Linked DNA regions of Homo sapiens: regions 1 and 2 are each linked to region 3. The links are chromatin contacts, found by Hi-C or POLR2A ChIA-PET in ENCODE. All regions are on one chromosome and are shown on one strand. The core of a region is the stretch at or near the end of the contact, and the rest is flanking DNA. Distances in the headings are between cores, read along the strand shown. Region 1 has its middle 170 kb from the start of SVIL. Region 2 overlaps SVIL (supervillin). Region 3 has its middle 25 kb from the start of SVIL.

The links. Hi-C counts contacts between places; a loop is a spot of excess contacts on that map. ChIA-PET counts read pairs that join two places held with the same protein, here RNA polymerase II (POLR2A). Pooled maps may share reads with other maps.
Region 1: a map of CD14-positive monocyte shows a loop between it and region 3 (9-fold over the local background). The contact joins two enhancer-like sites. A Hi-C loop is called at or near these places in 5 of 168 maps with a recorded cell type or tissue (CD14-positive monocyte, PC-9, endothelial cell of umbilical vein and 2 more) and 10 of 50 pooled maps.
Region 2: a pooled map shows a loop between it and region 3 (7-fold over the local background). The contact joins two enhancer-like sites. A Hi-C loop is called at or near these places in 7 of 50 pooled maps. POLR2A ChIA-PET finds 5 or more read pairs at or near these places in 3 of 52 experiments (PC-9, activated CD4-positive, alpha-beta T cell and naive thymus-derived CD4-positive, alpha-beta T cell).

What each region holds. Positions count from the first base shown.
Region 1 is chr10:29,803,000-29,805,699 of GRCh38, forward strand. No RefSeq gene overlaps it. Among named protein-coding and RNA genes, the nearest start is that of SVIL, 170 kb to the left of the region's middle. Within about 2 kb of position 1,297, at least 19 of the 41 ENCODE cell types and tissues checked have a DNase peak (open chromatin) inside an H3K27ac peak, as active enhancers do; they include CD14-positive monocyte, PC-9, endothelial cell of umbilical vein and 2 more, where a contact is called at or near this core.
Region 2 is chr10:29,514,643-29,517,342 of GRCh38, forward strand. The region is part of intron 16 of SVIL (supervillin); the gene reads right to left. LOC124902401 (a long non-coding RNA gene) reads left to right here. Exons shown (of 2, transcript XR_007062099.1): 2 at 339-2,637. Among named protein-coding and RNA genes, the nearest start is that of MIR604, 29 kb to the right of the region's middle. RefSeq lists an enhancer at 1,575-2,075. Within about 2 kb of position 1,430, at least 5 of the 41 ENCODE cell types and tissues checked have a DNase peak (open chromatin) inside an H3K27ac peak, as active enhancers do.
Region 3 is chr10:29,658,370-29,661,069 of GRCh38, forward strand. It overlaps a transcript of SVIL not described here. Among named protein-coding and RNA genes, the nearest start is that of SVIL, 25 kb to the left of the region's middle. RefSeq lists an enhancer at 167-1,366. Within about 2 kb of position 1,347, at least 25 of the 41 ENCODE cell types and tissues checked have a DNase peak (open chromatin) inside an H3K27ac peak, as active enhancers do; they include CD14-positive monocyte, PC-9, endothelial cell of umbilical vein and 2 more, where a contact is called at or near this core.

The sequences.
Region 1 (2,700 bases), core at 47-2,546, 140 kb after region 3:
CTAAGTAGCCAAGACTACAGGTGCACACCACCACACCTGGCTAATTCTTGTATTTTTTGTAGAGATGAGGTTTTGCTATGTTGCCCAGGCTGGTCTCGAACTCCTGAGCTCAAGAGATTTGCCTGCCTTGGCCTCTCAAAGTGCAGGGCTTACAGGTGTGAGTGAGGAGCCTTCTTTACATGCTGTCTGACATGTCATTGTTCAGAACTTAATTACACGGTTGCAAGGGAATGTGGTAAGTGTAGCCTTTTCATAGGGTGCCTTGCAGCCCTTAATAACATCTGTCATTAGATTTCTAAATAATGGGTACAGTCTTGGCTATAAGAGTCATCAGTGCAAACAGTGTTTACAGCCATGGCATTGGACGATGACGTGATCGGCAGAGGAAGGGAAACCAATCACAGAGGTGCTCATCCACAGCTGTAACGTGCCTCTGGCTCACAGAAACATGGAGCACCAGAGCTTGGCTTGGCTTGTATTGGTCATTCTTTGTCTTATTCCTGGGCCATGCATTTTTATAGCACGTGTTTGTCCTTTTCCTTTTGACCTACTTTACCCTTATACAACCTAGTTGAGTTTTATGCACTCTTTCAAGAAGCCCTTCTAGAACACGACTGTGTATAAATAAATAACAAACAAAGCTTTGATCAGTCTTCCTCTGTCAGAATGGGGAAAGAAGGCGAAAGAAGTAGAAAAAGAGGAAGTAGAGGAAGGGAAAGGGGCAGGAAATGAGTGGAAAGCAAACTGAGTGATTGAGGAGATTTTTGTTGGGGGTCGGGGAGATGCCTCAGAGCTTGTGTATTTACATGAGTCATCTGGACACGCTGAAACCCAGTTTCAACTTGAAGGGTTCCTCTCCAACCAACTGCTTCCTGGGGTCTGTCTGGAGAGTTACCAGAAGGTAATCTTCAACTAGAAGTGATTATTAGGTGGGCATAGGCAGCTGTTGTTGGCAAAGGAAATGCATTTCTTTTTGCTTACCTGTGACCAGTGGTTTGAGTCTCATGGAAGAAGCTCTCAATGATAGAAACTGAAGTCAGTGCCACATATGTAATTATATAAAGAACTTTGTGATTGCAGCTCAGGAAATGGTCTGGGTTTCAGACGTCCTCTGTCCTCACTGATGATGGCTGAAACTGAGGGTTTCAAAGTCTCTGGTTGGTGCCAGAGGGTACAGTTGGGTACAGAAAAGTGAGGAAATACTCTGGAGTCAAATAAAAATGCAAGAAGCAGAGAGCTTTTGAGGATATACAATGTGACGCTTAATGTTTGTCTTCCTTAAATGTCCTCAGTGCCACCATGACTAAGTTCTGGAAACAGAGAATCCTGTTTTGATTCTGTGACTCAGAGGGCATAATATGTTGGCTCTTTGCCCTGGGGCCCAGGGTATCCAGTGAAGCAAAAACAACTAGGCTACAGCTGCACTTCCCTGTGCTGCATGCTGCAGGGGCTGGAACCAGAAAGGCCACAGGGAATCTGAGAAAATTCACTTCTCTTAAGCTTCTCACTATTTCTCCAAAGCAAAGACAGGAGGGCTGCTGCCAGGACTGTGAGAGTTTGTACAGTATTGTGGTGCAATTGCAAAAGGCGTGCTTTCTCCTGGCAGGTGCAGCCCCCACACAGGGCTCAGCATGTGGTTAGTGGAGAACAGGCTGGATTTAGGTCCCCATCCTCCCTCTCAGCAGAGCATCCCTGCAGAGAGAAAAACCCACACACCCACCCACCTGTGGTAGCGCTGGCTGCTACCTACTTCACACATCCTGCCTGATAAGGTTTGGCTGCGTCCTCACCCAAATCTCACCTTGAATTGTAACTTCCATAATTCCCAAGTGTTGTGGGAGGGACCCAGTGGGAGATAATTGAATATGGGGGCAGTTTCCCCCATACTGTTCTTGTGGTAGTGAGTAAGTCTCTTGAGATCTGATTTTTATAAGAGGTTTCCCCTTTTGCTTGGGTCTCATTTTCTCCCTTGTCTGCCACCATGTAAGATGTGCCTTTCACCTTCTGCCATGATTGTGAGGCCTCCCCAGCCATGTGGGACTGTGAGTCAATTAAACCTCTTTTTCTTTATAAATTACCCACTCTCAGATATGTCTTTATCAACAGCGTGAAAACGGACTAATACACTGCCTGTCACCACTGGGGCTGTCCCAATGCTTCATGCCCTTGGAGTGGTGGCCTCTGAAGCAGAGTTTAGTGTGTAGCATGTGTCTGAGGCGTGTGCTTGAGATCAACTCCCGTGGCAGGGAGACAGAAGGCAGGAGAGTGCGAGGGAGAAGTCAAACTGTGATGAAATCTGATGATGGCCTTGGGCAGCCCTGTGGGGAGCCCTGGAGCTAGAATGTTCTCCAGTGTTGGACCAAGCTGGTCAGGCCTGTATCCCTCTGTGGTTTAGGGTAAAGCCGCTCTTCAGCTAAGATGAGTCCTGAGTTGGGGCAGCTGACAGCTGACACCCAGCCACCAGCATGCCCAGTGGTGGGGGCAACAAGTCTGTCCATGAAGGGAGATATAGAAGGCATGTCACAGTGTCTGCCACACCACCCCAAGGCTGCCCTTTAATAACCTAGTTTTCTGCTTCAAGGCTTCCCTTGATATTAAATTTCATCAGAGTTCTACAGCATGCCAAGATTTGAGGGGCAGGATAAAAAAATCACCCTACTGTCAATGCCATAGGCATTGCCTAACCATGATAATCAGAGA
Region 2 (2,700 bases), core at 180-2,679, 140 kb before region 3:
AGTGCTGGGATTACAGGCATGAGACAGCGCGCCTAGACAACAGTGTATTTTTAAGCAGAACATCAGCTTTGGTCCCAATTTGGCTACTCCCTTTGGGTATCTCGGTTCTCCCTCCTATATCTGTCACATCAGGAACTGGTCAGATGATCTCTAAGGGTCCTTCTTCCAAGCTTCCCGATTCCCATTAAATATTTGTTTTGGAGATGGGATGAGATATATTCTATGATAAAAGTTTTGTTATGCTAATAAGAAAACAAATTTTGTAGTACTTAAACAAGAATCCGGCGACATCTACGTATGTGTACATAATCACACCTTGTATTTGTCTATTCACTCAGTCAAATAACGGGAAGTAAGCCGTGAAGAAAGGAATCCCCCAAAGGAGGCAGGAGCTTCGAACTCTGGACCTGTCCCCTTCCTCAATCTCTTCCTTCTCCCCCCTTCATTTCTGTTTTCCTCTTTCTGCTAAGTGGCAGCAGATAAGATCTCAAGTGCTCAATCTCTAGAACTGGGGTAAGGCTGCCTTGTCAATCTCATGCAGATCCCTTTGGGTCAAGGTCTCATTTAGTCCTAACTCCTGTAATTCTCGAATGTTTAACAACACCCTGCATGCTACAAGAGCTAGTTCATGGGCTTGGACACGAAGTCGAAATTCCTTCAAGAGCTCTAATCCGCACCATTTCATACTATATAATGACTATGATTCATCTTTTCTCCAATTATTTTGAATGAGTCAGTTTTATCCTAATAAAATAATCTCACAAAATGAAATCATTAAAAGAAATTCATATTTGCATGCTGTATTTGAGCTTTCAAAGCATCAATAAATGAGACTTTCAAAAAGTAAGCATGCCAGCACTTTAATACCCAAATGAGAAGTCCTTCCAGTTCATGATCTTGTGGAACCAAGCACTCATCTCACTGATATTCTCCCTGTAAACTGGCCTCAGAACCAGCTTCTCTCACTTCACCTTCCACCCAGGCTGGCAGCTACTCCTCCTGAACATCCACCTTGTTAATCAGATTGGATTCAAATGATGAATTTTTAAAAGATCAAATTCATCTTCCTGAGTTGAGTTCATTAAAAGTCATGAGCTCTGGTCTTTGAAGACCTTCTCAAAAAGAAGCTCCCAAAAGTCTGGGGCAAGGACACCAGCACCTATGTCATCGGACGATTTCCCTGGTGGTTGCTTTGTGGCATCTAAAACTGACTTAGAAAAACACAAGCTGTGGCATCTGAGATCACCTCCTCGTCCATCTTATACTCTGCTGATCTGCACGGCGACCCCTAAGACACTGGGAATTGTTATTCCCATTCTGACGGACAAGGAACGTGGGTACATCCGGGTCAAGAATTCCATTGACTGAGGTCACACTGGATGTTAGTGGGCAGAGAGACGTGACTGCAGCCCTCGCCTGCCTGTGTGTAGCTTGTTTCACTTCGGTAGAACATTAGCTGACCGGACACATTTTTGCCACACCGTTTTAGGAAAGGCATAGGATTCTGGCTTTCTTATAAGGTTTTTCCCACCATGGGATGGCCTCCAAAGAATTCCTCCATTCCAAAACCCTGAAATTTTGCTTCTACATGTGCTGGCAGGGTTACCATTGGGGACTTCCGAAGACTACAGAGTAACCAGAATAATCTGGAAGAAACTGTGCTTCCGTGGAGCCCACCTGGCACTTGGAGCCAGCCCTCGGCTCCAGCCTACGGAGCACATGACGAATAACTTGAAAATAACACGCACTAAAACTTGAGTGTGTTCTTCCTGTCCCTTTAGATTTCCTCATTGGTGTCCACCACGCTGAGGAGGGAGGGAGATCTTCCCAAATGTGTCCCTTCCTCCTGTGAGCTCACAGCCCTCCGGCTCACCGCAGACCACCAGGCTCTGAGAGGGTCGAGGAGCCGACGTCTGGGCCTACGCAGGACATAAATTCCTGCCGGTGCAATTCAAACAACTGTCAGCGCTTCTAACAACTGCCAAGCCAAAGTGCTGTTTGCAGGACTGTGATGCTGGGAGCCTGGGCAGTGGCTAGGCCTGGGCTGTGTGAACCCAGAGAGAGGCACGACACTGGCCCGCTCACCCAACGCCTGGCCCAGGGCCACCGTGACAGGTGCCTGCCAGGACACCCGGGGAAACGGTGCCTCCTCTTCCATAGCCCACACTGTTCCAGCAGGGAATGCTGGCCTGAGAACCCTGCTTGTTGAGAACAAGGACATCAGGCTCAGAGCAGTCAGGGCTGGGTCAAACAGGAGACATGACAACCATGTGCCCCTAATATTAAATAAGATGTGTTTTCTCTCTCTTTTTCAGAATTTTCCCTTCATTTTAGAGAATTACAGGCACCCCATAGATCTCTGATAGGGATGAACAGCACACTTAAGTACTTATATTAGATCTTGGTTTTGGCTGGTTCACAAGTTGGAGAAGTGAATGAACTAAAGTGTCTTTTAAATGAGAGACAAATCACACTTTGGAAAAGGAGGGCCAGGCGTGGTGGCTCACACCTGTAATCCCAGCACTTTGGAAGGCTGAGGTGGGAGGATCGCTTGAGGCCAGGAGGTGGGAGACCAGCCTGGGCCGCAGAGCAAGACCCCGTCTCTACAAAAAAATAAAAATAAAAAATAAAAAGCCAGCTGAGCATGGTGGTGTGTGCCTGTAGTCCCAGCTACTTGGGAGGCTGAAGTGGGAGGATCAT
Region 3 (2,700 bases), core at 97-2,596:
TGGGAGGACTAAAATTGTATTATTTGGTCTATAAGCAAGAATCATTTTTGGTAAATATGAGTACTTTCTAAATTCAAATTTAAAATCAGATCCAAATATAGGGATGGCCAGGCATGGTGGCTCCCACCTGTAATCCTGGCACTTTGGAAGGTTGAAGTGGGAGGACTGCTTGAGGCCAGGAGTTCAAGACCAGTCTGCAACAAAGTGAAACCCTGTCTATACAAAAAATTGAACAAATTAGCTGAGCGTGGAGGTGTGCTCCTGTGCTCCCAGCTACATGGGAGGCCAAGGCAGGAGGATCACTTGAGTCCAGGAGGTTAAGGCTGCAGTGAGCCATGTTTGGATCACTGTACTTCAGCCTGGGCAACAAGGAAGACCCTGTCTTTAAAAAAATTAAAAACAAAAGAACAAATATGGAGGCTTGGGAACAGCAGCCTTGCCACAAAGGGACAACTGAGAAAATAAGAAATGGGTTGAAATTCATCACGAAGTTGGATGGAACTAACAAAGACCCAATTCCACAGAAAAAGACATGCTGGGTGGAGAGTTAGGAGACTGGAATAACTCACCGAAGGCATCAGGGTGAGTGATTTGGCTATGACTTGGTCTATGTCAAGCATTCCAGGCAGAGACAATCTCTGCATTTATTTTCCTCAAAGAGTGAGGGGAAACCCCACCTATGCTAGAATGTACCAGAGTAGAATTAAGGCAAACATGCATTTCCCCTTGTGGTTTGCCTGACGAGGTGCAATTTGTATGAAAGATGACTCACAAGGTTACAGAGTCATTCTTTAGACTCGAGGGTTGACACTCTGTGTGGTTCTTAATGACTCAGCCTGGGAGAGGTCCCCAACACAGAAGGCTCCAGCCCTGCAATCCCAGACTACAGAGGAAAGCCCCTCGTTTATCAGCTGGTTAGTGGTTAACAAGCGTGGCTTTGGGAAGTCTTTTGTCTTAGGCTATTGAGTTCCATCTTCTCATCTCCTCTCTGTTGTCTACTCAGCACTTCCTTGTATTCTTACCGCCGGAAAAAGTCAGAAAAGAATTCACTCAAGCACAGAGGGCTCTGAACTGGGCAACAGCTGGCACCACACCAGGCATTGCAAGAAACCACAGCTGAATTCCTTGGCGCTCATTTTTATAAATATTCCACAGGAAGGATGTCAGAAGCCTGGTTTATCCAGCATAGAGAGAATGGGGTTCATCTCCAGAAGCCCAGCCCCAGAGGCAACTTCTAGGAAAAAATCATCTTGTGATGGGTGCGGGGTCAAAGGGGAGTCAGCCCATGTGAAGTTCCCACAAGGTTAAAAAATAAATTATTGTCACCACTGCCTGGTGGAATTCAGACAGTCATGAACTCATTCTTGTAAGCCACAGAGATGGTTGCGGTAAACACAGACAAATTATTGGGTTTAAGCAGACCGTTTTTTGTTCCAACAATAAAAAAAATCATTTTCCCTTTCCTCCACAAATCTCTTTATTACTAAAAAGCTTTGATGCCTTGAGAACTGGGCTAGATCAATGTAAGCCTCTCTTTTTCCCCTGGGACTCCTCCTTAGGGCTCCAAACTGGTTTAAAAAATCCTTTGCCTGCTTAGGAAAAGGAGACCCTCTTATTGAACCAGCCACAAAAGAAAGAAAAAGAAAACTACTCAAAAAGAAAACAGGGGCTGGGCACAGTGGCTCATGTCTGTAATCCCAGCACTTTGGGAGGCTGAGGCAGGAGGATGGCTTGAGGCCAGGAGTTCAAGACTAAGCTGGGCAATACAGTGAGACCTTGTCTCTACAAAAAAATTAAAAATTAGCTGGGCCTGCCTATGGTCCCAGCTACCCAACAGGCTGAGGAAGAAAGATTGTTTGGGCCCAGGAGTTGCAGGTTACAGTGAGCTACGATTGTACCACTGCGCTCCAGCTCGGGCAACAAAGCAACACCTTGCTTGACTCAAAAAAAAAATTAAAAAGGCAGGGTGGGGTGGCTCATACCTATTGTTCCAGCACTTTAGGAGGCCAAAGTGAGAGGATCAATTGAGCCCAGGAATTTGAGACCAGCCTGGGCAACATAGCAAGACCCTGTGTTTACAAAAAATATAAAAAATTAGCCAGGCATGGTGTTGCACACCTCCCAGCTACTAGGGAGGCTGAGGTGGGAGGATCGCTTGAGCCTGGGAGGTGGAGGCTGCAGTGAGCCATGGTCTCACCACTGCACTCCAGCCTAGGCCACAGAGCAAAATTCTGGTGGGGGGAACGGGCCAAGAGAATCACAAGAAGCCAAGAAGAAAGGGCAGAATAGAAACATTCTCATCCCTCCCTCTTCTTAAAGAGAGTGCTAATCTCTGCCCAGACGCTCACGTCTTCCCCTGGCTCATTCCCCTCCTGACCTCTGGAGCATGGGCTCTCAAACTCATAGTGTGCACAGCAATCGCCTTGGGGCTCTACAACTGTGAGTCCAGATAGAAGAAAATCTGCAGTGAAATCATGAGCTCAGGGACAAAGAAGGAGTTTAAAAAGCCTGTGCCTGGGCCGGGTGTGGTGCCTCACGCCTGTAATCCCAGCACTCTGCGAGGCTGAGATGGGAGGATCATGAGGTCAAGAGATCAAGACCATCCTGGCCAACATGGTGAAACCCCGTCTCTACTAAAAATACAAAAATTAGCCAGGTGTGGTGGCACATGCCTGTAGTCCCAGCTATTCGGAAGGCTGA